Regions from separate parts of the Homo sapiens genome. Here region 2 is linked to region 1. Evidence: read pairs that join two places in POLR2A ChIA-PET (ENCODE). Cell type or tissue: GM12878. All regions are shown on one strand. Links, peaks and the distances in the headings refer to the core of each region. The heading gives the core; the rest is flanking DNA.

Region 1 (16,443 bases), core at 4,195-12,194:
GCATATGGAATAATGATTTCTCAGATTTGTAGGCTTGAATGTGAATGTTATTTTATCAGTAATCAGAATAAATTGCTTATATTCAGGAGTTATTTTAAATATTTAAATGAAATTTATTTTAGGCACCAAGCACTACATAAACTCATAATAACTATTTGCAATGCATTAGCATCACTCACGGGGTAATGAAAACATACCTTAGCTGCTGTAAAAGCAAAGTCTTCCGTGTCCGGGTGGGCTGAAAGTTTTTAATAAAATTTTAGCTAAACATTTGTTTAAGTGAATACTAAGGATGGAGCAATAGTGTTATTTTCCTCAGGAACTGAAGTCTCATGCTGAAGTATTTTCTCCTTAAAATTAAATTTTTAAAATCAGGGAAGGGGAAGGGACTGATGCAAAGCAGTCCGTTCATTTCTCAGACTGCGAGCATCCCTACTAACCTCATCACCCTCACTCTGGTGATATTACTCCTGGGTCTCCACAGAACAAAAGGAACGCACCTCGTTTACAAAGAAAGTCCTGATTGATATAGAACAGAAATCTTCCTACTTCAGTTTTTTTGTTTTTTTTTTTGAGACAGAGTCTTGCTCTGTCAACCAGGCTGGAGTGCGGTGGCACGATCTCAGCTCACTGCAACCTCTGCCTCCTGGGTTCAAGTGATTCTCCTGCCTCAGCCTCTCGAGTAGCTGGGACTACAGGCGTGTGCCACCACACCCAGCTAATTTTTATATTTTTAGTAGAGATGGGGTTTCACCATGTTGGCAGGATGGTCTCGATCTCTTGACCTCGTGATCCTCCCACCTTGGCCTCCCAAATGCTGGGGGTTACAGGCGTGAGCCACCACACCTGGCCTTCCAGTGTCTTAACTAACTGGTACACAGCAGCCTGAGGGGCCTCAGTTGGCACAGCTGGGAGGGGCGTGAGTCCCTTTCAGCAGCTGCAGCCTGGGTCTCCCTCTGTGGCATGGCCACTGCCAGGTTTCCCAGCCACTGCCAGGTTGCCCACGGGTCTGTCATGTGTGCTACCTTTTCAGAATGCAAATCCAACTCCTGTGTATGAATGAATGTGCCTCACTGTGCTGGCCCAGGCCTGATGGGCCAAGCCCTGACTCTGCACTGGCCCCTGTACCTGCCGCTCCCACCCAGGTTCCCAGGGGTGTTCCAGTGGGGGACGCAACCTGCGGGCTACTCGCTGGGCATCAGGTCCAGATCCCAGAGACAGGTCCAGTGGCTGTGGCCCAGGCCTCCTTCCCCACCACAGACAGGCCAGGCTCAGCATCAAACTTCCTAGGGAAAGAATTTGGAATTGAAAAAGTAGCAAAATCACAACTTTGTGGGACTTTTCTTATGCATATTTTGCAGTTTGGCATTGTTTGTAATTACGTATTTATAATTTCAGTATTTTGAGATACCAGCGAGCTTAATCAGGCTAAAATAATTCTCAGAATTTGCTTTCTAAGGGCTGCCAAACACAAGAGGCCTTTGAAAAAAGGATCCTTTTCAAAAGAACGTTCTCACAATAAAAATTCCTGGCCCAATTGTGTCTTCTGTGCATCAACGCTTCCTTTCCTCCTCTGGAACCTTCTCTCCTTCCTTTCTCCCTTTTCCTGCTTTTTCCAGCCAAGCCTTGAAGTCAATCCAGACTTTGGCTTCAGGGAATTCAGAGCCAAGGAAGTGGGGACAAGTGTCTCCTATTGCCCAGCTTCAGAGCTCTCCAGTCGGCCTCCAAAGCACTGCCAGTCTTCACCTCTCCCTGGCTTTCCAGCCCACACAGGAAGGGCAGCCCCTCAGCCTGGCAGACAAAACCCTCAGAGACTTGGTTGCCTCCCCTGGGCAGCCCCTGCCCCTGCCACAGGTTTTAGTCCAGCAATACCATGCTGCTTCCTGCCTGCCCCCAAAGGGCCTGCTCTCTTAAGTGCCTGGAATTCTCCCTGCACCCTTCATGTCCTGGCAAACCCATGCCCATCCTTAGGTCTCAACCCCACAGCCTTTTCCGCCAGGTCTTCTCTGACCTCTCTCTCCTATACAGCCATGTACTTTGTCTTGGGAGTCTGGTACAAAGGAGGACTGGCATCTGCTCCTAGTACAGCCAATCCTATGGATTGTCCTGGAGTGAAAAGCATTGAGCTAGGCCAGTCAGACTTGTGTATTCATCTGTTCGTCCATTCTCTCTTCAGAATTTGAACTAGGGAATCAGGCAGGTGGTAACGGCAGCCAGAATGAGGAGGTTATTGGTTAAAGGCCACATGGCATGTGAAACCCACGTAGTTGAGTGGATTTATGGGGCAGAGGCTCTCAGACCATAGGGTGTGTAAAAGCACATGAGAGTGCATTGGTTTTCTATTGCTGCCATAACAAATCACCACAAAAGTAGCTGCTTAAAAGACAAATTTCTTATCTTACAGTTCCATAGTCAGAAGTCTGACATGGGTCTCACTGGGCTAAAATCAAGGTGTTGACAGGGCTGTGTTCTCTTCTAAAGGCTCCGGGGAGAAGCCATTTCCTTGCCCTTTCTGGTTTCTAGAGGTTGCCCCTGTTCCTTGGCTTGTGGCCCCTTCCTCCACCTTCAGTGCCAGCAGCATCGTATCTGACCCTTCTTCCATCATCACATCTCTTTCTGACCCAAGGAAAGGTTCTCTGCTGCTGCTGAGAACTTGTGTGATTAGTCTGGGCCCACCCGGATAATCCAGGATCATCTCTCCATCTGAAGGGCCCTTTTGCCAACTATGGTAACATAGCCACAGGTTCCAGGGATTAGGATGTGGACATCTTTGGGGACCATTATTCTGTCTAGTAAAAGGAGCTTTCTAGAATGAAGATTTCCAGGCCCAGAATGCAAGGGTCCTCATCCAGGTTTTTTTGGGATGGGCCGGCAACACAAATAGTTCTGAAGCAGCTGCTCTGCAGATTGTCCTTAGAAAAATGCTACTACACAAAAGTCAGAGGACCTTAGTGGGCTGGTGACGCAGGAACAGCGAAGCAGGTACACTTAGAGCCACCGTGGGCTCCTCCTGGGGTCAGCGATCCTGAAGCCTGGTATTCATGAGGTCTTCAGAATGTCCCAGGTCGTCCCAAGTCTGGAGAAGTGGGGTGCACACTGGCCTCTGTCGTCGGCTGCCTATGAGAGCTCTGCCTTGTGGGGGAGCCTCCAAAATCCCCCATCAGCTGAGTTCCATGAACGCCTGCAATGGAGCAGCTCACCCCTCCACTGGAACAGAGCAGATCTGGGGAAAGTAATAGTCTTCTTACTGTGGTGTTCCCAGGGCCTGGGCATGAGGGTGCACAATAAATATTTGCTAAATGAAAACATGAATGAATGATTTAACAGCTGTAAGTATGAAAAGGACGATGGAAGAGGCACAAGTCCCCCTCCCTGGTAGTGGTTTAGTTTCATCCGGAGGGCTGGGGCCTTTGGGGCCTAAAAGAGGAATGGAGTTGGAGCAGGAAAGGATTCCAGGGATGGAACAGCATAAGCAAGAAGAACACAGGGAGAGTGCACAGCAAGGCCTGGGCAGGCAGGGGAAGAGCCTGCAGGGTCCTAGGACCTGATCTGTCTATGCTTTAGGAAGAAGCCTCTGGCAGCTCTGCATTAAAGGAATACGAAAACGGAGGAGATCCTGGAGGGTACGGGAACAGGGTAGGCATGGGCCGGTCAGAGCAGCGGTAGAGTGAAGAGATGACATGGCAAGATGGAGAAGCACAAGACTGTGTAACCTACTGTGCAATAAGCAAGAGAAAGGGCACAGAGATGGTAACAACTCTGGCAGGCGCAGCGGGGCCACTGCTGGGAAGTAGGGGGTAGAACTGTGGCTCTCGGCAATGCAAACAGCATCGGTGGCAGCCACAGAATTATTTCCACTCAGTGGTCTTGACTCCCGTGCAAACACACATTGGGCTTATCTAGCAGTCCCTTCAAGTTAAATGAAGTCATTGTGGCGCCAGACAGGGCATGGCTACAGGGAGGGCCCAGGCAGGCAGAGCCAAGTACAGCTTCATGGAGATTCCTACAGCACAGAACAGCTAATTCCTATGTCCCAAGCATGGGATGGAGGCATGAGGTATCCAGCGGGGTAGGAAACGGGGATATCTCAGCAGACGTGAATCCCCTCCCCTTAACATGTTGGAATATGTAAGCTCCCCAGAACTGTAAAGGACTCTCCTCTGGAGAAAGGGGAGTGCTGAAGCTGACTGAGTCAAATTGCATGAGCCTGGTGGAACAGGGGCTCAAAAATCAACACTCACTTGAATGAAGGAAAAATAGAGAAGGTCCTATTTCTTTTACTCTTGAGCTGAGGGCTGGGATTCACCACTCCTACACATTTGGGAAAAGCCGGTTCTGTGTTTGATACAGACTTTGCCATGTGAATAGCCTGTTCCAACAGCTCTGGAAAAACCTTTTCTGGTGGGGGCTGTGTATGGTGGCTTGCACCTGTGATTCTGGCATTGTGGAAGGCCAAGGCAGGAGGATCATTTGAGCCCAGGAGTCAGGACCAGCCTGGAAAACATGGCGGGACTCTGACTCTACAGAAAAAAAAAACCAAAATCTTATCTGGTGGAATGAGTCTCTGAGATTAGCTTTTACCCCAATAGCCAGGCATATAAAGCTACATTCTCCTGCCTTCTCAGAAGGCTAGTCCCCACAGAAGAAAAGTGCCTCATAGGTTGCCTTTGTGTGGGCCCTACTGAGGCAGAATATGACCAGATGAAGGGCAGGCATCCCCTAAACATCCCTAAGCATGGGGTTGCCCCAAAGCAAGAACCAGAAACATTGGCACACTCAAAAAATCCCAAGCCTAATATGCCCCAGCCCCCACTTCCACTTATGCTTTGGTTCAGGAGTAGCCTGCAAGGACATTAGCCTACTTAGGGAGATCAAGAACTTCCAAAGTATCTTGTCAAGATACAAAGGATTTCTGAAAGATTTCTGTTGACTTAAAAACAGACACAAATATTTTACTGAACTATGTATTTCTACAGAAACTATTACAACAAAATCAGGTAAAATTCACAAAGGTATACAAGCCTTTAAAGGAAAATATTTTTTCCCTTAAATATAAAAAGATCATTTGCCAAATAACATCAAAAAGAAACAAAGCAAAAACTGTTAGAAACAAAAGAAACAGACAGAAATACAATAATAGGAGACGAACATATCTTTCTTAGCCTTAATGAATCAAGTAAATTAAAATTAAAGGTCCATAATATTATACTTTGTAAGGTCAAATGAATACATCTGATTGAATTTTGTTCCCTTCAGAGAATATGCTTTCTTCTTCAGTTTCCTGGAGATATGTATTAAAACTAAAAATCAGGTCTCAAGAAAACATCCATGATCTCCAAAATGCACACAAATTGTACAGGCCATACTCTCTTTGACAAGGCAATAAAACTAGAAGTTTGTAAGAAATGCTAAAAAACAACAACAAAATAAACTACCTGGAAATTTAAAAGTATAATTTCAAAAAACTCCAGTAAAAAATAAAGTCAAATCTGAAATTATAAATTATTTATAACTTAGAACACTAAATATAAATTTAAGAGATATGGATAAAGATGTATTTAGAGGAAAAGTCGTACCTTACAATGTTAGTAACTGTCTTTTATTAAGTAAGAAAAAGTTAAAATGGCATGTAACTTAAGAAGGTGGGAAAATAATAAAGGAAAAAATTAAGAACAAAACGAAAAGAATCATGAAATAGTAAAACAGTAAAATTAAGATATAAATCTCAGAGTTGGTTATTTGAAAAGATCAATGAAACAGAGTAATTCTGGAAAAACCAATGAGAACAAAAAGGGAAAGCACACGCAACATGGGAATGAGGAAGCAGAATACTACAACTCCAGGCCAACAAATCTGAAAATAGAACAGAATCACTATTTAGGAAAATTCACTTAATTAAAAAAAATTTTTTTTTGAGAAAGGGTCTTGCTCTGTGTCCCAGGCATGCTCACGGCTCACTGCAGCTTCGGCCCCCAGGGCTCAAGTGATCCTACTGCTTCAGCCTCCTGAGTAGCTGGGACTACAGGCACACACCACCATGCCTAGCTAATTTTTAGTAGCGACTATGTTGCCCAGGCTGATTGTGAACTCCTGGGCTCAAGCAATCTTCCTGCCTCCGCCTCCAGAAGTGCTGGGATTACAAGCATGAGCCACTGTGCTTAGCCGGGAAAATTTAAATTGCCAAAAACTTACAGAATAGAAATAAAGTTTGAAGAAAATAATGAGCATGAAAAAAATTAAAAAAAAACAACAACCCCATATTTCCTAAAAAGGCACTACTAGATTTGGACAGTTTCATACATGTTATAAAAACTTCAAAGAGCAAAAAATTCTAAATATTTAAATGTTTCCAGGGCATAGAAAAACAGAGCTTCCCAAGTTCTTTTTAATTTTTTTAAGAAGTTAACAAACACCAATAACTGACAAAGCAGAAAAAAAATTACCCAACTATTCATCTTATTTAGGTATGAAAAATTCCATAATAAAATGAGAAAACCAAATCCAGAAGAATTTCACAATTTAAAGCTCTTATTTTTATTATACAAGTAATACACAATCTTTGTAGAAAAATCAGAAAGTACAGATAAGAAACACAAAATAAAAATCTACTATGGACCAACCAATCATAAATAACCACTGTTAACATTGAAAGGAGATGTATATTAAAAGAATAGTATACTATGACTACATCAGATTCTTGTAGAAATGCAGAGATGTCTTAACATTAGCAAATCTATTAAAACGATTCATCTAAAGTCATAATAGAGAAAAGCCAGTTGATCATCTTGACAGATGTGGAAAAAAGCCATTTAATAAAACCCCAACATCCATTACTAATAATATTTTCATCAAACTAGAAATAGAGGGCATAACCTGAATGTATAATTCAAATATTAAGATTATTTTACACTAAGAGTCAAATTTATAGTTTTGGAGAAACACTCTTCTAAGTAAAAAAAATTTGATATATATATATCAAATAATGTACAATATCAGCACAATTATGTAAATGTTTTTTAACATTGTTCTAAAAGTACCAGTCAATGTGATGAGTTGAGAAAGTGAAATAAGATTACAAATATGGGAATAAAATTATCAACCTACCCAGAACTATTACCCAACTGAAAAAGGCGAAAGAAATTAACAACAGCAAAACCTTTAGAATAATTCAGTAACTGGCTAGTTACAAAATCAATAACCAATCGCCAAGTTAAACTATTATACAACTACACACTACTCTCTTATGCAGAGGTAAGAATGAGGTAGATTGATGTGTACTGACATAGGAAGATCTATTGCAAAGAGAAAAATGCTAACAGCAGAAGGGTTGTCTCATATGGTCAAAGTGCTAAAACATACTTTAGGAAAAAACTGATGAATATGCTGTTGACTTTTTCTGGGGGAAAGGGATTTTAATTATGGGGGACTTTAATTTTCTACATTATGTTTTTAAATAATGTTTACACTTACATAAGTCTAATGTTTTAAAGTCATAAAAGCGATAGATTTAATTTTCATTTTTTAAAGTAGTAGGATCTCATTTACAATAGTAACCACACTAAAAAAATCACCTATACTAGAAAAGATAGGCTGAGAAACATAAAACATAAATTTACTGAAAGGTTAAATATTATAAAGATGTTAGTCCTCTTGTGTAAAATATGTAAATTTTACTCAATCCAATTTCTAATTTTTCTAAACATAAAATTATCTCAAACTTCTTTTGGAAGGTTTTTTTTTTGTTTTGTTTTTTGTTTTTTTGAGACAGAGTCTCGCTCCGTTGCCCAGGCTGGTGCTATCTCAGCTCACTGCAACCTCTGCCTCCTGGGTTCACTGCCTCAGCCTCCCAAGTAGCTGAGATTACAGGTTCCTATCACCACAGCCAGCTAATTTTTTTTTTTTTTTTTTTTTTTTGTATTTTTAGTAGAGATGGGGTTTCGCCATGTTATCCAGGCTGGTCTCGAACTCCTGATCTCAGGTGATCCATCCACCTTGGCCTCCCAAAGTGCTGGGATTACAGGCGTGAGCCACCATGCCCGGCCTGCACAATATACTAGGCAAGTTTTGAAAAAGTTTAATGGGGAAGTTTAGTCCAAAGCTATGGCGATCCAAACAATGTGGTACCAGTGCTAGAATGTGCAGGAAGATCACAACCCATAATAAAGAGTTCACAGCACACTCAAGGCCAGGGTGCTTATCCTGGCACCCAACAGAAGGGCTACTAGGTGTATGGCAAAAATGGGATTTCATATAGAATAAAGGACAGACTTCCCAATAAACAGTGTTGGGGTAATTTAGAAAATACATTCCAGATAGATCAGAGGTTTTTAAAATTTTTTTTAGAGACAGGGTCTTGCTCTGTTCCCCAGGCTGGAGTGCACCGGTGCCATCAAAGCTCACTGTAACCTCAAATGCCTGGACTCAAGTGATCCTTCCACCTTGGCGACCCAAAGTGTTGGGATTACAGGCAAGAGCCAACACGCCCAGCCAGATCACAGATTTAACTGTTTAGAAAGAAATAATAAAAGTACAAGAATAAGATAGTGGTGAATATTTATACAACCTTGCCATCAGAATTGGGAAGACCTCGCCGGGCTTGGTGGCTCACACCTGTAATTCCAGCACTTTGGGAGGCCAAGGCGTGTGGATTGCCTGAGTTCAGGAGTTCGAGACCAGCCTAGGCAACATGGCGAAACCCATCTCTACTAAAAACAAAAAGTTACCTGGGCGTGGTGGCATACACTTGTAGTCCCAGCTACTCAGGAGGGAGGTTGACACATGAGAATCGCTTGAACCCGGGAGGCGCAGGTTGCAGTGAGCTGAGATCACGCCACTGCACTCCAGCCTGGGGGCCAGGGTGGACCCCGTCTCAAAAAAAAAAAAAAAAAAAAAAAAAAAAAAGAATTGGAAAGACCTGCATAAGCATGACGGCATAGGTAGCAACCATTAAAAAAAAAAAAAAAAGTAACAGATAAACTTGACTAAAAGGTGTTTTTTTAAATGTCTAAACGTTTTTAAAAAGCCATACGTGCAACTTAAAATTTTGTTTTACAATGTTTATGAAATAAACCTCTTAGAAATCAATGATACTGCTGAACACCTTAAAGGGTTACATTTTAACCAAAAAAATATTTTTTTTAGCTCTCTGTCCCCAGGGTAACTCCAGTGTTAAAGAGGAAGCAGTACACACTCACACACTGTGGGTGGGAGTATAATTGGGTCTGTCTTTCTGGAAGGCAATTTGAGGCAATACATATTACAAGTCCTAAAAATGTGCATTCTTTTTTATTGTTGCAACAGGATATGTTATGCTGCAGTTAACCAATTAACCCTGAAACCCCAGTGTTTAACACCTAAGGTTTATTTTTTTTATTCATGCTACCCGTCCATGCAGGGTGGCAGGTGAGGGTAACATGAAGGGAGAAGGGGGCTGCTCCACGTAGTCACTCAGGGATCCAGGCTTGACAGAGGCTCTGTCCCTGGGACATCAGCATTTGCTGAGGGAAGGGAAGGCAGACACTGCGGAACTGCTCATGGGCATTTCAGTGTCTGTCTGGAGCTTCATGTGTCACCTGTGCTCACATTTCATTGGCCAGAATTAGTCATAGGACCCTGAATGAGTACAAGGGGGATGGAGGGTGAAGTCCTGTATGCCTCAGAAGGAAAGGAGCCGCAGATAGGGAGGCGCGTACTTTTGAGCCAGTGATAACTTCAGAAAATTACCCTAAGTCAATATTCTGAAAAGTTCGCAAGGATGTTAGAAGAACTTCATTATGTCCTTGACTACAACAGTAAAAAAATTGGAAACAACCTAAGTATCCAAGGTACAACCTACATAGAGGTTAAAAATAATGTAATTACATATTTACTGATATAGAAATCTATTCACAATATAGCATTAAAAGGGATAAAAGTTATAAAACAGTATGTATAATATGATTATATTTCATGGAAAAAGTAATAAAACACACACAGATGCATAGAAAAAAGTCTGAAAAGATAAAAACTGAAATGTTAACAGTGGTTATAATCAGATAGTGTAATAACAGGTGATTGGTTTTTTTCCCACTCATCTGGAATTTCTTTAAAAAAAGTATTATATTATTTATGTACCAAGAAAGCATTTAAAAAGGGAAACAAAAAACAGTACTCTTGGGAGAGTTCACTTATCCACTCCACTCTTCTCATTAAACTCTTATATTTGATGCAAGGAATGTCTTCTTGCCTGTCACATCATAAGACGCTGCTCTCACAACTGACGTAAAGTCGGGACTTCCTATTAAAAGCAGTACAAGAGGGTAAAAACAATAGCACAGCCTCACAGCTGTGAATCATCAGTCCTGCCCATCACTCGCCAAAACATGCACCACTTGGGACTCTGCCGTGGTTTACGGGCTCCTGCCAGGTGCCCTGGGGGTCTCTAGGGCCCAGGAGAACACTTTGCCGCAAGGCTCTGCACCGTCAAAGAGAGTAGGGCACTGAACAATTCCACTTCAAACAAAAGATCCACAAACTTCTGGTAAATGGATTCCAGAACATAGATCACCACCACCAGAAATAGAAAATAAAGTCTCCTCTTAGGTATACATATTTTTAATTAAAAACGCTTCCTTACTGTTTCTCCCACTTCCCCTTTTGCTGTTTCTTCACACACACACACACACACACACACACACACACACACACACACGCGTGCGCACATACACAGTCGTAAGTTCACTAGAACATTTCATCCAGCTCAAAATTCTTACCAAAGCCACCTTCCTGCCTGGGTAGTGTTTAAAGCCAACTAGAAAACCCATATTCTTGAGATCGGTACATGGAAGAGGCATGTAAGTAACATTTTCTAGACTAGACAGGAGTCCCTCTCCATGCCAAAACCCCCATCATCTCCAGAATATATACTGTTTCTTTGGGGAAGCCATGTACTCAGAAATTAGGGTCCTTTTAAAGCATGCATATCTTTAAAAATATACATGGACATTGATCTTGCAAGCTTCTAGTTTGCAAGTGCTTCAAAATCTAGTGATGTCTCAAGGCAATGAAAGAATTTAGCTTCTAGAAGGATGAATGGAACAAACAATCCACTTCTGGATATTAGCAAAGACCAGTGGCTGCCTCTTTTGAGTGCCTGTGCTAAGTCACATCACGTCTGCCTTCTTCCCAAAGGTGCACCTGGCCACATGTGAGGTCCCACCATAACGTCCCCAGCGCGTCCTGTGGTTGGCTCTCATCCAAAATTGTCCCTGGTTTCTATAGAGAAGGAGACTTTTCTAAAGAAAAAGAGCCCTGTTAAAATAGGCAGAGCATGATGTTTCTGGGAGGCATATTCACTGTATTACGCTCCACCCTTTACTTGATGTTTTGCATCAAATGTAGTCCACAGCAGGCAGGCGCCTGCCCACCACCATCAAGGCTGTGCTCATGGAGCCTGCAGGCTGGAGACCAACTGCCCTCTGTGCACAGTCTTCCTGGGTGTTGATCAGGTCCCGTTCAAGCTGCTCCCACCACTGAGCAAGGCTGCTCCCTCCCCAGAAAGCCAGAAAGGAGTGCATCTCCAGGAAGGGGCGGGCAGTGGACAGGCCACCCCCAGCCAGAACTCTGTTTCCATTCCTGCGATCTCAGGGCCTCCCACTTGTTTTGAACATACTGCTCTGCCTCCACTAAAGCCATCAATAAAGAACTCAGGGTGTGTTTGTTTTCCATAGAACTGGCCTCACAGGCAGAGACATCATTTTAACCAACTTTCTTGGAAAGATTCCTGCAAAACCAGAATCATTCCAAAGTGGAACTTATCATTTATAACAAACATTCCTAAATGTCATTCGGATTCACATTTTTGTAAACTGTCCTTTGCTGTGGACACATATTGAAATAATATAATTGTAATATGCTCTTATCAGGATATAAGAATTATTTTCTCTTGGCACCCACGGGTCACCAAAGGGACTAGAGTGGCATGTCTCAAAAGATACTGCATCAAGGTCCAGGAGACCTGGATGCAGAGTCCACGCTGCTGGTCACCGCTGGGTGACCCTGGGCGTGTCACTTTCTCTGTCTCTACTTCCCATCTGCAAAATGCAGGTGACAGTCTCTGCCCTGTTCTCTCACCCAATTAAAGTCTAATGTGATGGCAGGCAGGAGAGATGAAACTGAGGGGCCACACAAGTTCGAGGTCTTGTGTGGATACTGGTTCTCTTTCCCTCCAAGGCCTGACCATACTGTCCCAACCTGTTGCTCTGGTGGTTTTACATTCCCCGGGCGGCACTAGGAAGGCTTCCTCGCCACTCCCAACTTTAAAATGCATCCAGCTGGGTCTTGACTGGAATGAAAGGTTATTTTTAAAGGTCCTCTTGGTTAAAGGGTTCCAAGTTTTAGTTGATCTTTTTTAGACACCAGGTTTCATGGAGGCAGAAGGAAAGCTTATCAAGGTATAGCAGCCAGTCTTGGAAACACCAAAATCAGGAGACCTCAATTGCAAACTGAAAATGCAGTCCTGGCCCTGCAGCTTCCAGGCAGCACAAGCGGCTGCGATGCTCACGAGTGAATGGCTTACATTCTGCCTGAGTCTGGCGTAAGGTTATGACAACAGTACTGAGACTGGGCTGGATGTCAGAATAAACGAGGGCACGTCACACCAGCTCAAGGGAACACCGTCCAGGTTGCTCCAGGGCCACTATTTTAAAAGAAAGTAAATGAAAAGACACTGAGATCTTCAGAGAAAAGCAGAAGGAATGGAAAGTTCAGTGCTTTTGTAAAAGCTGTTGTGCTTTCACGGCCAAGCCCAACTTACCTTTCCCTTTAAGGGAGTCCTTACTACTCTTAGCTCCAGGGTTGCAACAGCTGTAGAGCTGGACACACAGCAGGAGGAATCCAAGTTCCTCACCTGCTGCCCACAGGATGCTCACCACACTCTTCAGTGCTTGGTGAACTGGGATCATGGGTCTCAACTGCACAGCAGCCCACTGTGGAAATGGCTCTTCCAACATTTTCTACACCTCCACTTCTGGAGTTTTCTAAAGTCACTGCTATCAGAATGTACAAGTGGCTTCAGTAACTATTCTATGCATGTCACCTGAGCATTCTCTTGTCAGTCAAGCGGGCTCTTTCTAGATTCATAAGTCACCTGATAAAGGCAGAGGTCATCTGAAGACCCCAGCGGAAGGTGTTTGGAACCCAGTGTCCACTGCTCCCAGGCAGCCACACACCCAGCCTGCTGCTGGGCAGACCAGGCTGGCTTGAGAATCCCCTTATCCCGCTGCTGGGCCACGGGGCTGACTCATAGCCAGCTCGGCTCTCTGGTCTCCTGGTGCAGCCAGGAGGGAGCTGCTACCAACTGTCCTGAGAGCCGTCTGGAGCTCTGGGGAAAGGGAAGGGCCAGCAGCAGACTACCCCGAATCACAAAGATGGCTGGCCACGCTTTCCACTTCCTGTCTGCCAAAAGCCCTATGTACTCAACCAAAGCCCCCACTCACCTTGCGGGAGCTCCTCTAAAAGTGCCTTGGTGCTCCAGATGCCCAGCCTTCCCTTCCATCCACATCCCAAACAAGACTCCCCAGCTCAGAGAGGCGTCTCCGTGAGGGGAAGGGAAGGAGAGCAGGAGGACTCGTGTTCACCTTGGGGCCCAGGGCACCTGGGTTCGGACCCCATCTCCCTCCTTCCTCGGGTTGTTTGCTCATTAATCCAAATTCAGCAGGGAGAAAGTCTAACCACGTCCATGGGAGAAGGTTTCTAGAAGGAGTAGTCCTCTTAGGTGGTTCTCAAAGGGGTGAGGGGGCACCAAAGCCTCCCCCCTGCTCAAGGCATTTAGAGATGTGTGGGGCCAGGGATTCAAGCCATTATTGCCACACACGGGCAATCTCCCAGGGCAGGATGCCAACAGCACCCACAGGCCCGCTGGCCCCACTGAGCAGCTCTGTGAGAGAGGAGAGGTTTATGGCTGCAGTCCCTTCCCTAGGAGAAACTGAAAAAGGCAGGACGCAGAGCTGGGTGGAACACCTCTGTCATGAGGGCCAAGGCTTGTCAGCTGAGCTGCTCTCTCCCCCCGAAATGCCTGTGATTTCTTCCCAGCTGTCCAGACCCATAAGACAATCCTACCCTAGGTACCAAGCCCTGGGCAGCCCCTATACCTGGAATCCCTGGGTCACCATTCCTAGGGGAGAAGGTGATTCGAGGGTCTGGAGAGCCCCAGGGGCAGAGCATCACGGATGGGCTCCAGGGGCCTGAGACCAGCTCCTGCTGCTTCCCCTTCTCCCTCCCTGCCCCAGGGCCACCCGAGCCCCAGCTTGGGTTTGACCAGACAGTGGTATTCATGTCTGTTAACTACCCAGCACAGCAAAGATGGTGCATCATTCGACAGGGTCCCAGCTCTGCTGTGGGGTTTGATTAAAACACTAAATTCTGTGTACACATTTAATTGAACAAATATTTATTAAGCACCTACTTTGTGCCAGACATTGTGCTAGGCACCCTCACTGTGTGCTGTTCCCACAGCACAATCATCTGCTCAGAAATTAAAACCAAGAAAAGGAACACTGTTGCAACCGTACAAACTGGGGGGGCGGGGGGCAGGGGGCAGTAGCGTGGATGCAGGCAACTCCGGGCCAGAAAATGCACCCACCAGAAGCTTGTTTTCCATCTCTCAGAAAGTTTCCACTAAACAGTTGTTTTAAAGCCTCTCGATGTTGACAGAGAGGAATGTTGTTCTCTCTGTGCCCCCCGGGGCTGGTGTCTGGTGGACATTCAAATACTCTGAATGCTATTTGATAAAAGGAGCCTGATGGCTTGGTGTAAAGAATATCAATATTTGGATTACAAAATGCGTGTTTTTTCAGTTCATATGGTTGCAACAGCCCTTATGAAAGATATAAACATCCCTGCCCTGACTGCATAAATGTTGAAGGTAGACCTAGTTCTGGATTCCTGAGTCAGAATCTTCCAGTTGTCCACAACCTCACAAGGCCAGAGAAGCGAGAGGAGATTTCTATTCTGAAAAGGAGTGAGTGGACGGCACAACTGGTTTGGAAACACGACAAACTGCGCCTGCATTTACAGAAGCAATGCACACAGAAGAACGTCCTAGAGCTATCTGGTCTCGCACACACGCTTGGGACTCACGGGCGGGGCCTGGGCCTCGGCCAGCCCTAGTTATCGGTGCCCAGCTTGGAGAGCCCTCGGCGGAAGTCATGCAGGTCGTCAATCTTCCCGTCCAGCACCTCCAGGAAGCTCTTCAACTCCACCTTCAGGTGGCGCTGTCGGTATTTGCTCTCCTCAATGTCTGTCTTTAAGGAACGCACTTTGTCTTCCAGGTTTTGATTGTCTCTCTCTGCCGCCTGGCCAAGCAAAAGGGAGAAGGGTCTAGAAAACTGAGTGACGAGAGTCATCCTTCAAAACCTGCTACAGCTGAACCAACCATTCTCCATCCAATCTGAGGGCCTGGGCCAGGGCTTAAGCTGCCTAGAGACATGCTACCCCAGCACACAAGCCTGTGACCAAGACATCAGAAGGGAAGCAGCAGGCACTTCAGTGACCTCCTCCTTTCCTGCCTGCTCTCCCACAGAGGGACCAACACCCAGCCTGAAAACCCAAGACCCAACAAAGCAGGCAGAACGCAGAGTCCTGCCTGAGGGAGACCTCACACAGGGCCCAGCAGGGAAAGTCTGAAATCCCTGTCTGAGTGGCTAGCAGAGACCACATTTCAGTTCCATCCTGAGAGACAGAACAGATGGGAGAGTGGCTCGTTCCCCTGGTCCCACAGAGAGGCGTGGCCTCCTCAGCCCCAGGCCAGCCTCTGGCCCTCAGAGAGGAAGGACTGGCCATGCCAATGACTCAGGGACAGCCAGTCTGTGCACCCTCTGATGCTGTTACCATGGAGATGTTCTGTGGCGCTGGGCCCCACAAGCCTACAGAGGCACATCTAGGTAAATCACAAGCAGGTTCCCAAAGACAGGACAGCTGTGAGTCCTTAAATGAGCCATAAGCCTTTAACTCTTCATATCAAATAAGAGCTTTATGTTGAGGGAATAAACAGAGACCTTTCTGAACATGTGCACAGGAAGCAGTTACCAATTCCAGGGTCATGTAACTACATGAAGCGCCGTGTGCATATCAGAGGACCTGCAGGGAAGAGGCGCTCCGAGGTGGAGGAAGCCCTGAAAATCCTCATTTTAGTGATCAGAAATCTGAGGATAGGGAGGAAGGCCTGCCCAAGGTCAGTGCCCAAGGCCACTGGCAGGGGAGTGGCTGAAGTGGCCCCACACCCTGACCCTGGGCTCTCAGGCCGCCCCCCCGCTCCTCACCCCCACCAGGGATCTGCAAGGAAACAGTCGTCTACACTGTGGTGATGCACAGGGGCCTTCATAGAACTTGCAAAACCAAAAGACAAACGTTGCTGAGTCTGCCCCGGGGGCAGGGGTGGATGCGGTGCCATCTGGCGTGCAGTCA
Region 2 (16,443 bases), core at 3,899-11,898, 53 kb after region 1:
TTCTGTTCTGTTTTTTCCCCATCTTTGTGGTTTTATCTACTTTTGGTCTTTGATGATGGTGATGTACAGATGGGTTTTCGGTGTAGATGTCCTTTCTGGTTGTTAGTTTTCCTTCTAACAGACAGGACCCTCAGCTGCAGGTCTGTTGGAATACCCTGCCGTGTGAGGTGTCAGTGTGCCCCTGCTGGGGGGTGCCTCCCAGTTAGGCTGCTCGGGGGTCAGGGGTCAGGGACCCACTTGAGGAGGCAGTCTGCCCGTTCTCAGATCTCCAGCTGCGTCCTGGGAGAACCACTGCTCTCTTCAAAGCTGTCAGACAGGGACACTTAAGTCTGCAGAGGTTACTGCTGTCTTTTTGTTTGTCTGTGCCCTGCCCCCAGAGGTGGAGCCTACAGAGGCAGGCAGGCCTCCTTGAGCTGTGGTGGGCTCCACCCAGTTCGAGCTTCCCGGCTGCTTTGTTTACCTAAGCAAGCCTGGGCAATGGCGGGCGCCCCTCCCCCAGCCTCGTTGCCGCCTTGCAGTTTGATCTCAGACTGCTGTGCTAGCAATCAGCGAGATTCCGTGGGCGTAGGACCCTCCGAGCCAGGTGTGGGATATAGTCTCGTGGTGCGCCGTTTCTTAAGCCGGTCTGAAAAGCGCAATATTCGGGTGGGAGTGATCCGATTTTCCAGGTGCGTCCGTCACCCCTTTCTTTGACTCGGAAAGGGAACTCCCTGACCCCTTGCGCTTCCCAGGTGAGGCAATGCCTCGCCCTGCTTCAGCTCGCGCACGGTGCGCACACACACTGGCCTGCGCCCACTGTCTGGCACTCCCTAGTGAGATGAACCCGGTACCTCAGATGGAAATGCAGAAATCACCGTCTTCTGCGTCGCTCACGCTGGGAGCTGTAGACCGGAGCTGTTCCTATTCGGCCATCTTGGCTCCTCCCCACCAGCCACTTCTTACTGAAACACATCCACTCCTTCCCTGGGGAGGAGTGGAGGCGGCTTCCCCTTCCAGCCCACAACAGCCTCCTGCTTTGAGAGGAACGAATGGCCCAGAAGTACCACTCAGAAGCTCAAAGTAATATACTTGATGTGGCCCAGCCAACAGAGAGAGGCAGGACTCAGGCACTAGACCTGCCCAAAGTCACAGAGGTGCAGCCCATGAGCTAAGACACAGCCCCAAAAGCTAAACGCATCTGACCACCTGTCATCATGGTTCAGATCAACATTTGGGATCAAAGGCCTAAAACAAAGTGGGGCTGACCCAGTGTGGTAGAACACAATGAGGACATCAGGAAGTGTTCATACTCCCCCAGCCCAGGTGCATCCATTCCTAAGTGGTCTGCCTGAGGCTCCACGGCATGCATGAGGCCTGGGACGTGCAGCTGGGCAGGGAGCAGAGCTCCAGGCTTGGGTAGCCAGTGAACATGGAACCAGAATAGATGCTCAGGAATAAGAACAGAAGTGGAACCAAGCCGACTGAACAGAGATGGGGGTGAGGGTGGGCAAGGGCAACAGACAAGAGCCCATAAGGAGAAGGCACTGGCATCAGCACAGATGCCCAGCAGTCCGCTCAACACACTGCACCTGATTCCAGTCTGCAGACAGCAGGCGATCCATCTGGAGTATTCAGGCAGGATCGAGATTGGGCTCAGGGAGATGAGGACCTTAGTAATGGGTGGGGAAGGGGCAAGCCGCGGGGGACCAGGCAGCAGCAACAGTTGCTATCACCCTAGGGTTCTCTCTCCATGCCCACCCGACTTGTGGAACAGCTGAAGGCACAGGGTATGATCTAGACCTAGGCTGCTGGGTTTACAGGTTGCTGCCTGCCAGGTCGAGAGAGGGCCCAGCAGGGCTGAATGTGCATTGGGACCACTTTCCAGTGCAGTGTGGTCAGGTTCTCCAGACAGGATACGTGCTCCCATCCCCAATCCCTGAATGCCAACTGTAGTAATTAAACAACTGAGGTCCACCCTACTCCCCACTTCCTGGGGCCTTCTGTTCCCTCATGGGATGCTTCCTTTTGCAGAAGGAGGCTCTGTCATGGATCTCTGGTGCCACAGCACTAAGGGAGGAACACGAGGTGGCGGCAGGGCGCGTTGGCTCACACCTGTAATCCTAGCACTTTGGGAGGCCGAGGGGCAGATCACTTCAGGCCAGGAGTTTGAGACCAGCCTGCCCAACATGGCAAAACCTGTCTCTATCAAAAATATATAAATTATCCAGGCATAGTGGTGGGTACCTATAATCCCACCTACTTGGGTGGCTGAGGTGGGAGAATCGCTTGATCCTGGGAGGTGGAGGCTGCAGTGAGCTGAGATCGTGCCACTGCACTCCAGCCTAGGCGACAAAGTGAGACCCTGTCTCAAAAAACAACAACAACAACAAAAACCAGGTGGCTGGGCACCATAGAAAGGGTAGTCCAAGATCCTCTGGCTGGCTTTGAGTTCCAGCAGCACCCCATGGCCTAGGTTTTGGATTCCCAGCCTGTAAGTGAGTCTATAGCTTGATGACTCTCCCACACTGAGCCTGGACTAGCGCTGTGCCACAGCCAGGGGCTTAGCCTACCCTCCCACACCCATCTGATTTCTCATAACTGTCATATTTGGCTTGAACCCCACCACATTGTCACAGCCTTCAGGAACTGCAGAGCCATAACGACACAGTGGCTGACACTTTGACGAATTACTAAAAGCTCAGCTAATAGGACTAAAGCACTTGCTCTAAGAAAGTCGTTTTATCTATATTTAAGCCCGATATATCCTTGGATAACTCAACTGACAAAAGTACAAACCCATCGAAGGATGGCAGATGAACTGGCAGAATCTATAGATAAAAGAAAGCAGGTCAGCTTGATTCACCACTGCTGTCAGAACATCCTGGAAAGAGTCCAGGCAATTCCAGCGCAGAAGCACAGAGGAGAGAAACGGTAATTACAACTGTGGCATCACTATGTCTCTCAGAAGGAAAAAAATAAAGGCACCTTTCAGATGTTCCCCCATCAAACACGAGGTGCCTACCTACTATGTGCCAGGCACTAGCACACTTCCTTACTGCTCATCAGATCACCAGATCCTGGGGATGCGCTATCATCCTACTATCATCCTGCTTGCTTAGGCAGAAAGACCAGTTCCTTCATCTCTGAAGCGGAGGGAGATAACACACTACCCGCCTGATAGGTGTCAGGAAACTCTCCTCTACCAGCCAGGAGAAGCCTGCTCCAACCCAACAAACCAGGAACTGGTGTGCAAATAACTGGGCACCCGCCCCGGCCTACAAAGCCTCCCCAGAGGCGTGAACCTGGGCCAGGTCATTGCCTCTCCTTAGACCTCAGCTGTAAAATGAGGACTTCTGGGGTCCCTTCCTGAGGAAGAAGGGCTGTGGCAACTGGAAGGGAGAACAAGAGGATCCCAGGGTCAAGCCACCTTTATCTGCAGTTGCCAAAGTGCAGAGAAAGGGTAAAAAGCAGTCACTTAGAGAACATGGGCTGAAGTGCCCTGATCTCCTGAAGAGATCGGGAGGCACCAGCAGGCTCTCGTGCCTTCCCTGGGAGAGCTTCCCTGGAGGCTTCCCCACACCTTCTGTTTGTGGAGTGTGGGGAGAAGCCTTTACCCAGGGCCCATTCTATTGCCCAGCCCCTGACTCCCCACTCCCCTGCTTCCTGTTGCATAGGAAGGCTGATCTAGAGGCAAAAGTCAGACTAGACTGCAGGTAGGAGATGAGGCAGCTACTGCAGGAGTCCAGGCAAGACTGTGATAGGACAAGAGTTATGGTCTTAAAAGAGCAGGCACGAGTGGGTGACACTTCAAAGGCAGATTCACTTGACAAACTTAAAGAAGGACTCTATGTTTCGCTTTATTAGCCCAAATGATTGGGGAATAAAAATGGAGAGGTGGTTTAGAGGACAAAAAGGGGAATTCAGCTTTAGATACACTGAATTCCAGGTGGCAGCAGATAATCCATGTAAAAAATGTACAGCAGGATGAAGACAGAAAACCAGCAGGTCTATTTTTTTTTTTTTTAAAGACTTGGTGATACTTCTGCTGGTATCCCTTCTTAATTCTGTTCCCATGATAATGTGGCAAAAATATCATGGGAGACAGAATAACAAAAATATATATGTATTTCAAGAAATACTCCAAAACCACTTAATAAAATTCAACTCCTATGCCTAATAACACCAAAACCCGACTAGATACAATACCCAATGCTGGCAAGGGTGCAACAACAGACACTCTCATACAGGCTGGAAGAACGAACCCTTCTGGAAAACAATCTGGCAATATGCATCAAGAGCCATAAAGTGTTAATATCTTGCCCCATAATATTCTAGGAATCTATCCTAAGGACTATTCAAAAGAAAGCAATGGTATGTGAACAATTGAGGATATTTGGTACATGAAGATGCTCATTATTTATAATAGCAAAACATTGGAAGCCACTTAAATATCCAACCACGGGGGGAAATTAAGAGCATTATAGGCCGTCGGCAGAATTATTATACAGGCATTAAAATGTTAGTTATGAAGACAGTGGTAACAGAGAAATATTTTTCTTCCCCATTTACCGTAAGTTTAAATGCAAAAAGAACAGAATATGTTATACAGACATTATAACAATAACTTATGTGTTAAGACGGCAGGATTTTGGGTGCATCTTGGATGAAAGATAAGCAACTGGGAGTATTAAAATCAGCTGAGGGGGTGGTACCTTGGCTCCGTCCACACTGATGATCCGATAGCTGTTCCTTGTGACATCATAGAAGTAGGAAACGGTGACCGCCTGCTTGCTCGCAGGCATCCAGTTCTTCTTGGTGTTGGGGTCAATCTGGAAGACATGCGCTCGGGTGGTGAAGATGGGCTGTTCTCTGCAATAAGAGAGTGGGCGTGTGAGTTGAGAGAACATGACTTAATGTATAATTTATGATTTCTAGGCCACCTACTGCCCCAAAAGATTTTAAATAGCTTATAGGGAAACATACATATGCATGAAGACAATTAAAATAAAAGCAAAGAGAGAAGAAAAAAAGAGACACCAGTGAGTAGTTTTTGCAAACCACATTCCACTTAGCTGTTATCCCGAGACTGCAGGGCAATTGGTGTAATGAACAATTTGCTTAAAAGGCAACTCCTTGTTCAGTGTTTTCGAATCCCCGTCAAGTGTCCTATACTTTTTCTGACATCCTGTTGTCATTTTTAGGATTTTGGAACCAATTCACTTTTTAGAATTTTTGTGACAAATTTTGGGGGATTCTGCAACAATTTTAGGATTTTCCAATCTATTTGCAGCTTAATGTTATATTTCTATTAAGTACTTCTCAAATTTGCAGTAATTTATGAATGACATAATTTTATCTTTTTTTTTTTTTTTTTTTTGGATATAGAGTCTCGCTCTGTTGCCCAGGCTGGAGTGCAGTGGCATGATCTCGGCTCACTGCAATCTCCGCCTCCCGGGTTCAAGCGATTCTCCTGCCTCAGCCTCCTGAGTAGCTGGGATTACAGGCGTGTGCCACTGCGCTCAGCTAATTTTTGTATTTATAGTAGAGACGGGGTTTCACTATGTTGGCCGGGCTGGTCTCGAACTCCTGACCTTGTGATCCGCCTGCCTCGGGCTCCCAAAGTGCTAGGATTATAGGCGTAAGCCACTGCGCCTTTTTTTTTTTTTTTTTAAGAGACAGTGTCTCACTGCTGCCCAGGCTGGAGCGTAGTGATGCAATCATAGCTCACTGCAGCCTGGATCTCTGAGGCTCAAGCAATTCTGCCTCAGCCTCCCAAGTAGCTAGGACTACAGGCACGTGACACCACACTTGGCTAATGTTGCCGGGAGGTGGTGGGTAGAGACAGGGTCTCTCTGTGTTGCCCAGGCTAGTCTTAAACTCCTGATCTCAAGTGATCCTCCCACATTAGCCTCTCAAAGTGCTGGGATATAATCCCAGCATGAGCCATTATAGGGCATGAACCACTGCACCTGGTAATATGATAGAATTATTTTTTATCTCTGTATCTCTTCAGTCTACTTCTGGAACCATTCAACAACCTGACCAAACCTTCAAATTTGATGTTTCCAACTTATAAACCTTTTGAGTTTTATGTAAATTCATCAAATCCATCCCTTCTGCTATTCTTGCCTCTATATTGTTGCTTTTTCACTCCACATGCCTAAAGCATTTTATGCGATTCACCAAATTTGCATATTACCTATGTTTCTTTCTGTTGAGTGGGGAATTAGATTTTGACAATACGCATTTAGAAACAAGGCAGATGAATAAAAATTGTAATGGATTTCACTGCATTTTGTATTCTAAGCTATCTACTTCCCAAAGTAATGCAAAATGGCACAGACTTATCACAAAATACATTTATTTTTGAAGAAAGCATCTTTACACAGACTGGCTCAAAAATCCTTTAAGTGTTCAAAATAAGATACAAATAGAAAAAAAGCCATCAACGTGTAAAAATAGTCCCATTGTTGCGGATCACGAGGTCAGGAGATCGAGACCATCCTGGCTAACACGGTGAAGCCCCGTCTCTACTAAAAATACAAAAAATTAGCTGGGCATGGTGGCGGGTGCCTGTAGTCCCAGCTACTCGGGAGGCTGAGGCAGAAGAATGGCGTGAACCCGGGAGGCAGAGCTTGCAGTGAGCTGAGATCACACCACTGCACTCCAGCCTGGGCGACAGAGCAAGACTCCATCTCAAAAAAAAAAAAAAAAAATAGTCCCATTGTTTATAAAATGCTACAGATTTAATAAGTACTTATTAGAGACACAAAATTAAAAGGTAACTTAGACAATTTTTTAAATCTTTACAATGTCAAAAGAGATAAAATAAAAGAGACATAGACAAGATACAAAAAAAAAAAAATCAAAGAGAAAAGAATTTGAAGTGTTCCAGTCTCTAGATGGAATGATTTTAGGCGAAGCAGTCTTTGAATCCATCCTGAATGTAGAATACTCATTATTAAAATTTTAAGAATGCTCTTGAGAAACTTTTCCTAGAAAACCAATTTGCCATTTGAGCCTCATATAAGGGCTACTGAGTAACACCAGCAGCATCAACCATCAACCGTGGTTTTGAAGAAATGCAGCAATCTTCTTTATGCCTGTTTCTCCTCAGGCATGCTATTAATGCTGCTTCAATGCAGCTGTTTACAGAGGCCAGCATTCCAGAACAGAGGCTAGCAGCATTCCTTGCTCCCTGAAACTTCCCTTCTAGGTCCCCTGGAGCAGGACAAGTGCCTCTGGGGCTGTGGATTACTAGGGCATTTTTATTCCCTCAAACAGAGACCAAGTTCACCCACACACTCGATGCTAAACCAACACCCTTCCAGCAGCTGGGTGACAGCTGTTAGAAACAAAAGGAAGATTCTCACTGTAATTTCCCGCATCTGCTGTCAAGAGAGGCCAGACGACAGGGAGTGTGTGCATATCAGTGCAAGCCCTCATACCCCATCCATGTGATATAATCCAGTCTGCAGTCTGGATCACCCAGCTGTGCCACTCTCAGCCCAGCACCATATTTTGCTAATCATCTAAGTACAACACCATAAAGGAAAACACTTCCACACACAGTATTCTCCTACATACGTGAAAGGAAGGAGCAATTTAAAGGGCAGCAACTACAGAACATTTGTTGAAGAATCAAATTATGCCTCATTGTCAGAGCACTAAATGGGCTGGGCTGGGGGCCCACGGGTTAGAGAAGGCCTTTCTGGGAAGGGACCCAGACTTTCAGATCTTCCCTCCTATTCCCTACATCAGAAAAGAGGGATTGGGTCTCGGTTTGGGCATGCTTAGACGGGTGTTCCCTAAATCTCCATGACAGGAATTAGCTGGTACACTTACTAAAAATACATGTTCCCAGGCCCCATCCTAGCCCCCCTTGAACCTGGCTCTCCAAGGAAGGGCCCAAGGGGCTCCATTTTTAAGAACTCCAGGTGATTTTTACTTTCAAGGAAGCTGGGGAGACATTCACATTAGATATAATCAGATGATCTAAAAAAGAAAAAAAGAAGTGGCCCCTAGAGCCAGCATCTCTACTCCAGAACAACACTGGTGACTGAATGACACAGGGAGACTCCAGAAAGTTCTCCCACAGCTGTAGAGGGGGCTGGAGGTGGGGCAACAGGGGGACCAAGAACAGGGTCTCTGGATGCAAAGGATGGGGGCAAGGGGCAAGGGGAGGCAGAGCTGTTCTGGTCAGGAAGGAGGGTGGAGATGAGTGCGGCCTGTGGTGGCCCAGCAGTAGCCTTCCGCAAGCACTCTCTGTCCCTGAGGCCTACAGGAGGGAGGAAGTGAGGAAAGCAAAGTGGAGAGATGGAGGGGAAGGCACAGGGAGCCGAGAAGATGGCAGAGCTTCCTGACCAGGCACAGGCAAAGCAGCCGGCTGTCTGCTCGGCATGATCCAGGTGTCAAAGTGAGTAGACAAGAAGGGTTCCATCTCCAAATCTGCCTGCTCAGCTCTGTGGATGGACTGAAGTCATGGTGAGCTGCCCTCGGGACCCCCAAGTAGAAATGCAACGATGTTGGAAGAACACAATGGCTCACCTGGCCACACTCTTGGTCAACATGGTCAGGCCCTCTGCAGGGCAAGTGGCTGCTCCAGTGTGAGGGGAGGCACAGAGACCTGGGAGGGGTACTGCAGGGCCTCCTGGCAGCTCCATTCTGAGGTAGTCACCATGGCAGGAAGCTATGGCCCTCCAGAGGCCAAAGACCTGCATTCCTCATCCTCGAGCCCCTGGGCAAACAGGGGAGGATTGCACGGCCAGTCTGGCAGGAAACTACCCGCCGCTCTGGGATTTCACATGAATAACCAAGTCTGGGGGCACTGGGGAGTTCCATGCTATTCTTCTACAATCCAAAAAGTCTAATGATATTTCAAAAAAAGGCAAAAAAGAAAGGCAAGGAGAAGAAAAGCTCGTAGCTGACCTTTACTGAGTACTTACCATTCTGCTAGGCTCGCTCTCCACTTTGAAACTGCAACAATCCTACAGGGAAGGGGCTGAACAGGTGGGGAAACAGGAACTCAGAGAGGCCAGGTAACCTGACTTGGGTCATGCAGTATATGACAGGTCTGAAATTTGATGTCATTTCTTTTTTTTTTTTTTTTTTTTAGATGAAGTCTCACTCTGTCGCCCAAGCTGGAGTGTAGTGGCATGATCTTGGCTCACTGCAACCTCCACCTCCTGGGTTTAAGCAATTCTCTGCCTCAGCCTCCCAAGTAGCTGGGATTACAGGCGCCTGCCACCACGCCCAGCTAATTTTTGTATTTTTAGTAGAGACGGGGTTTCACCATCTTGGCCAGGCTGGTCTTGAACTCCTGACCTCATGATCCACATGCCTCGGCCTCCCAAAGTGTTGGGATTACAGGCTTGAGCCACTGCACCCAGCAATTTGATATTATTTCTAAGTGACATGGAAACCCTCCCTCTCAGCCATTATGTTATTCTCTCTTCCTATAATAATAGCTGTCTGTAGTAGGCAGCTTCGGATGTGACTCCTGGTGACCCCCACCTCCTAGTGTTCATGCCCTTATGGAATCCCCTCCTCTTGAGTGTGGGTGAGACCTGTGACTTGCTTTTAACCAACAGAATATGGCAAAGGTGATGGGATGTCATTTGTGTAATTAAGTCACATAGGATTATGACATCTGTCTCCTATCAGACTCTCTCAATAAATTACCTTACTGGTTTTGATGAAGCAAGCTGCCATATTAGGGAGATCCACCTTACAAGGAAATGAGGAAAGACTCCAGCCAACTGACAGACAGGAACTGAGGCCCTTAGTCCAACTCCCTTGGAGGAATGGAAATTCAGCCAACAACCACATGAGCTTGGAAGCAGATCTTTCCATATGTGAGCCTTCAGATGAGACTCCAACCCTGGTCAACACCTTGATTACAGCCTTGCAAGAGACCCTGAAGCAAAGGGCCCAACTAAGCTATACCAGACTCCAGACACACAGCAATGTGGTTTAAGATGCTATGTATGTGACAGTTTATTACGTAGCAATAGAAGAGACACTGTCCTTCACAGAAAGCTTACTACACACCAAGCAAACCATAAATGTTCTCATTTAATCCTCCCAACAGGGCTGTGAGTGGGCAGGGCTCACCACACAGAAAATCAAAGGTCACAGGATCACTTCAGGCAAACTGAACAACAAATCTTAACACCTTTATGGGCAAAATCCAAACAGAGACCTCACCACAAAATTCAGAAAAGCAGACCCTGACTTTGAAAGAGTCTTCTGCTTCACTTGAGAAAGCAAAAGAGCTAGAAGTAGGACATAGAAGTCATTTCCTCCAGTGTGCAAATCAATATAAATAGAAAGATTTAAGAGAATCAGAACTTTCCAACCTGCGTTTCCTTCCCAGCAGGGAAAAGCTGAAGAGAGTGTATCAGAGGACAGAAATTACCTTCATATCCAAATTTATTCTCCTTCCTTTGATGTTCAATGTTCAGAGAGTAAATTTCAAATATACTCCCATTCCTTCTTCAGTGCTTTAAATAGAAAGCAGATGTTTCCGGATGGCAGAACGCTTCTTTAGACAGACAATATAACCTACCGTTCCTTGCATAGTCTCTTTAGAGCTGAATAAACACCAATTGCTGTTCATTGAACACATTCTGGAACCTGACAGTAATTGTTCCCAAGAATAATTAGATACTCTGTGCAACATATGTATGTTTGGAATATGAAAACCACTCGGCAAAGAGGCCACTCCTGCTTTGAACAATTTCTGGCTCCATGTGAAATAATTCTGCAAAGAATTAGCACGACTACTTTTGCAAAGAAACAAGAGAGAGAGAAATGATGTTTTAACTTATAATTCTTCACTTGCAATGTTTAGCTCCACACTTTTTCTGACATAAACCTACAAAACATCAAAATTCTTATTTTTCCTACTTCTATTTGATTTGAATTAAAACAAACCCTTCAGACATTATTTTACAGTATTACAAAGTCTTGTAAGGTACCCTAATTAGTTTGTATCTGTCTTGAGTCTTAAACCCCTCCAAACACCATCTACTACACCAACCGACAGGTCTTCCTCTAGTCCAGATGGGTCACACTCTGCCTGCCCAGCTGCAAAGGCTTCCCTGGCTCTGTCCCCAACAGGACCAGCTCCCAGTGCTTTGCATGAATTACAGGCTGTCCCCTGACCACCTGGCCCTGCCCTCTCACCAGAAGGGCTTCTGCTGCTTTCCTTCTAGAACTTCTGAATCATCTGTACTTTCACACATCCCAGCCAATGCATGTGCCCATCACTGGACCCAATACATCCTCGCTTCACTGTCCCTTCATGTACTGTCATAGCATCTTGTGAAGTCTGATTTGTGCTCTGAAGACACAGGCCCTTGACTGGTCACCCATCACAAGGGACTGGAAGCATGGGCTCATCTGGCCCCTGACCCACACTCTAGGTGGTCAACAGGCTACGCCAGCCAGCAGGGCCAAATCCTCAGAACCCAGAACAGAGAACTGAAGGAAAAAGGAGATGTGGACAGAAATTTTTTCTTGTACATTCTCCCATGCAAAGAATCTAACTTACAAGCATATTGGAGTTCTACTTTTATACAAAATCCACACAGTAACGTTATTCTTATTTGCAGATAATAGAATTGCACATAGAGAACACCCAAGAAAATCAACTGAAAAAGTGAGTAATCAAAATTCAGTAAGGTGGCTAGGTATAAAATCACTAATAAAATCAGTAGCCTTCCTAAATACACAAACAACCAGATAGAAAATATAACAGATTGTCTGGCCAGGCAAGGTGTTTCATGCCTGTAATCCCAGCACTTTAAGAGGCCAAGGTGGGCGGATCACTTGAGGTCAGGAGTTTGAGACCACCCTGGCCAACATGGCAAAACACATCTCTACTAAAAATGTAAAAATTAGCTGGGTGTGGTGGTGGGCACCTGTAATCCCAGCTACTTGGGAGGCTGAGGCAGGAGAATCGCTTGAACCAGGGAGGCGGCGGTTGCAGGGAGCCGAGATTATGCAACCGCACTTCAGCCTGGGCAACACAGTAGGTGAGACTCCATCTCAAAATAAAAAATATATAATAATAGATTGCCAAAAATCCCATTTACAGTAGCAACCAAAAGGATACAATTTCTTGGACTCTATTTAGGAAGCATGCAAGATCTATGTTTAGAAAATAAAAGCAAGCCAGGTACAATTGTGTGCCCCTATAGTCCCAGCCACTCAGGAGGCTGAGGCAGGAGTATGGCTTGAGACCAGGCTCTAGTACATACTAGAATTGGGCCTATGAATTTCTAATGCATTCCAGCCTGGGCAACATAGCAAGACCCATTTTTTAAAAAACCCAAATAAATAAATACAGTAAGAACAAAAACTTCTGAGGCACACAGAAGAAAACTTTAATAAGACATATTCTTAAATGGGAAAGCCAACACAAAGCTGTCAATTATCCCTAAATTAATATATAAATCTAACATAATAAAATTATTATTTTTAGAACTAGACAGGGTTATTCACTGGAAAACTCTATGTGAGGACAGCCAAAATATTCTGAAAATGAAAAGCAATGAAGAGTTTTAGCCATCTCAGATATTGAAATGTATTATTATAAAGTTATAGCAAACAAGGCAGAAGGTCTTAGCAAATAAGTAGGTAAATAATGGAAGAGCAGAGAGTCCAGAAATAGAAGCCTAAAGAAGTGAGTGCATGACACAGGCAGTATTGCTCATTAGTGGAGACACAGAAATCCTGTTACAACAATGCACCCTAGGAAGAGTCTGCATCTGCTGGACCTTAGCCAGATGTCTGTCTCCTTGCCTGGTCTGAGCCCCTTCAAGGAGGTCACAGCTGCCCCATTCTATTAAAGTTATTTTCTTCCTGCCCCCAAACTGCCCAATTAACAAACCTGATAAATTAGTGATCTGATAGAAGAAATACTTGTCACAAATCCTCCTAGTCCTCTGACTAGGAATTCCCTTTTTGGGTCACATTTACACCAGGGAATGGATGAGGCAAGTGCCGCTGATGAATGCTGACAGGCTTTATTAATGACACTACCTTATTTCCTAGAGTGTCTGACAGTTTTTAAGGAGCTTTGAACATACATTCTCCTATTGGCCCTCCTGAGATGTGAGTTTGACTAAGTTCTGGGGCTGGGTCACAGGCAGAGGGCTACCCAGAAAAGCCATCAGATCCATTCTCATGTGCTTTGGAAAAGGGTCCCGATTCTCCAAAAGGGCTGGATGGGCCCAGGGCAGTGGGTGAGGACCTGGACAGCCAGGAGGGAGACAGGCAGAGTTGTGGAGAAGCAAAGCTGAGATGGAAAACAAATACAGGCAAAGGGGTGCAGAGGAGGAGGTAAGGCTTCTCTGAGGACGCAGGATAGGTAAACATTACGGCGGCAGGGATGAGTGAAGTGAAGGGGAAGTCTAGGACAGGGACAGAAGAGAAAATAAAACTCACTAGCAACATAGCAATGCCATCCTATGTTCAAACAGCACCCCTGAACCCCTGCACAGAAACCCCTCTCCCACCTCCACACATATATCTCCCTCCACCTCAGTCCAGAGCCCAGCAAATCTGCTAGGTTTAGCAGATAAGGGAGGAAACAGCTATTCAGGCACCAGAGGTGCACTCAAGAGATCAGCAAGGGCCACTGTGTGGCACAGGAAGCGGGTGGCAGGAGATGAGGTCTCAGGGAGGGCCAAAACCAGACAGCCATGGAGCCTGAGCACCAGGCTAAGGACATCAGTCTTTAACTCGGGGCCAGCATCTCCCTAATGTGCTCTGTGGAGCTATTTTCTCTTCCAAATACATTCCAAAAAACATACATGTAGGAAAAACATTAAAAGCATTTGGATAGTCATTCTCATAATTATCTGCTATCACCTTCAAGAAGTGTTCTCAAGCCAAGACTGCCAGGAAATAGCTTGGGGGCTGCATAATACACAGGTATCTGTCGTGTTAGCCACAACACAGGTGTATTCTTGCTCTGACAAAGCAGCCACTGCATGGATGGTTACTTTCTATCCACAGTATGCTGTCTATAGAAGGAATCTTGTCTCAGGATTTCAACATATATTTGTGATTTTATTCTGTAGATGGTATGGTTAACATTTATACTATAAAAATTCATCCCACCTGAATCTATCATGAACAAAGGAAGTTTTAAACAAAAAGAGTTTACGATTCACATATGAACTCCACAAGCTAAGAACTGGAAAACATCCAAGTGATTTTTTTTTTTTTTTTTTGAGACCGAGTCTCTCTCTGTCACCCAGGCTGTAATGCAGTGGTGCAATCTCGGCTCACTGCAACCTCTGCCTCCCAGGTTCAAGTGATTCTCCTGCCTCAGCTTCCTGAGTAGCTGTGACTACAGGCACCTGCCACCACGCCCGGCTAATTTTTGTATTTTTAGTAGAGACAGGGTTTCACCATATTGACCAGGCCGGTTTCAAACTCCTGACCTTGTGATCCGCCCACCTCAGCCTCCCAAAGTGCTGGGATTACAGGCATGAGCCACTGTGCCCAGCCAATATCCAAGTGATTTCTAAAAAACCAGGTGGTATGCTGCCCAAGTCACAGGATTAATGATTTCTGAGACAGTTGAATTCAAGAGAGCACAAAATCTTCCCGAAGGAACCGTTTGTGTTCTTCCTTTTGCTATAACACATCTGTGTGCAAAGATTTTCATATTACACTGTAATGAAACAAATTATGGAAGACGTCATGCCATACCTGATATGAGGGTATGACTTGGAAACATTATTCTTAATATTGACTAGATACGGTTTTTTAAAGGACTGGAAAAATAATGTTCTCAATTTTAAATACTGAGGGCTTTTATATTCATCTACAATAAAAATGAAGTTAGATATCTACTTACATACTTTGTTCTTAAGCTGAAAATAATTTTGTTTTATTCTGTTACAAAGCATTCACACACAAATGTGAATAATCTCCCAGCAATTAATTCATCTGTGAGACCATATCTTGCTGTCCACCTAAGAGTCTGTTATATTTTATGATCGGTTGATCTTCCACTAGTGTTTCAAAATGTAAATTGTTCCATAGTAAAATAAATTTAGAAAATGCTGAGCAAAGGAGTGGCACAATCAGAACTACAATTTAGAGGGATCACTGTGGCACTTCTATTGAAGATGGGCTGAAGGGGGAAGAGACCGGAAGCTATTACTGAGGCACTTCGCAATCATCCAGGCACCTGGAGATGAGGGCCTGGCCTAGAGCGGTAGGGACCGAAGGAAGGGAGTGGGTTCCTGAGATTTCAAAATGGCGTCGGGAGCATTTCCAGTTTCCAGTTCAGCACGTGAAGAGCTTGGAAGTCGCCACTCCATTTTAACAAGTAAAAGGCTGGGTGCGGTGGCTCTCGCCTGTAATCTCAACACCTTGGGAGGCCAAGGTGGGCGGATCACCTGAGGTCGGGAGTTTGAGACCAGTCTGACAAACATGGAGAAACCCTGTCTCTACTAAAAATACAAAAAAAAATTAGCCAGGCGTGGTGGCACATGCTTGTAATCCCAGCTACTCGGGAGGCTGAGGCAGGAGAATCGCTTGAACTCGGGAGACAGAGAGGTTGCCGTTGGCCGAGATTGCGCCATTGCACTCCAGCCTGGGCAACAAGAGCGAAACTCCTCTAAACACACACACACACACGGCAACAAGAGCGAAACTCCTCTAAACACACACACACACACACGCCACACCCCACATCAAGTAAAAAGCTGAACAAGACTGGGCGCAGTGGCTCACGCCTTGTAATCCCAGCACTTTGCGAGGCCAGGGCGGGCAGATGGCTTGAGGCCAGGAATTCGAGACCAGCTCGCACAACATGGTGAAACCCCATCTCTACTAGAAATAGAAAAATTAGCTGGGGGCTGGGCATGGTGGCTCATGCCTGTAATCCCAACACTTTGGGAGGCCAAGGCGGGCAGATCAGTTGACGCCAGGAGTTCGAGACCAGGCTGGCCAACACAGCAAAACCCCGTTTCTACTAAAAATACAAAAATTAGCCTGGCGTGGTGGCCCACACCTGTAATCTCAGCTACTCGAGAGGCTGAGGTGGGAGGATCGCTTGGGCCCGGGAGGTGGAGGCTGCAGTGAGCCAAGATCACACCACTGCACTCCAGCCTGGGCGACAGAGTGAGACTGGCTCAAAACAAAAAAACAAAAAACACGGAAAAATCAACACCTCTTCTCCGCTCTGTCACAGAAGTGAGGTCACAGGGCAAACCACTGCCCCCAAAATTAGAGAGACAAGCAGGTACCGAGAATAACAACTTACCAGAGCAGAAAGCCATAAGCAGAGACCTCTGTGGAAATGAGTGCCAGGGCAGGAAAACCTGAACTACAATTGGGGAATTGCTGAAGACTCAGTGTGGGGTAGGTCTCAAGAGTTAAAAACTCCAGAGGGATCCAATCATAGGGGGGCCTGCCCACTGTCTTCAGTTTTACTTC

What was found. Peaks named below come from ENCODE experiments on the same cell type or tissue, not always from the same donor. Only the 100,000 strongest peaks of a DNase experiment are listed, where the experiment ranks them.
Region 2: POLR2A ChIA-PET joins it to region 1 with 10 read pairs; 2 of 35 experiments call an interaction of 5 or more read pairs at or near these places.

What each region holds. Positions count from the first base shown.
Region 1 is chr15:82,834,572-82,851,014 of GRCh38, forward strand. It overlaps WHAMM (WASP homolog associated with actin, golgi membranes and microtubules), which reads left to right. Exons shown (of 10, transcript NM_001080435.3): 10 at 1-1,537. It overlaps HOMER2 (homer scaffold protein 2), which reads right to left. Exons shown (of 9, transcript NM_004839.4): 9 at 14,412-15,332. The coding sequence ends at 15,144. Among named protein-coding and RNA genes, the nearest start is that of WHAMM, 33 kb to the left of the region's middle. RefSeq lists an enhancer at 15,230-16,005. In GM12878, for the core only: no CTCF peak of the experiment used is centred there; no DNase peak of the experiment used is centred there.
Region 2 is chr15:82,887,994-82,904,436 of GRCh38, forward strand. HOMER2 (homer scaffold protein 2) reads right to left here. Exons shown (of 9, transcript NM_004839.4): 2 at 4,692-4,848. It overlaps LOC105370928 (a long non-coding RNA gene), which reads left to right and starts at 4,809. Exons shown (of 5, transcript XR_007064741.1): 1 at 4,809-4,869; 2 at 11,595-11,641. In GM12878, for the core only: no CTCF peak of the experiment used is centred there; no DNase peak of the experiment used is centred there; H3K27me3 peaks cover 90 bases.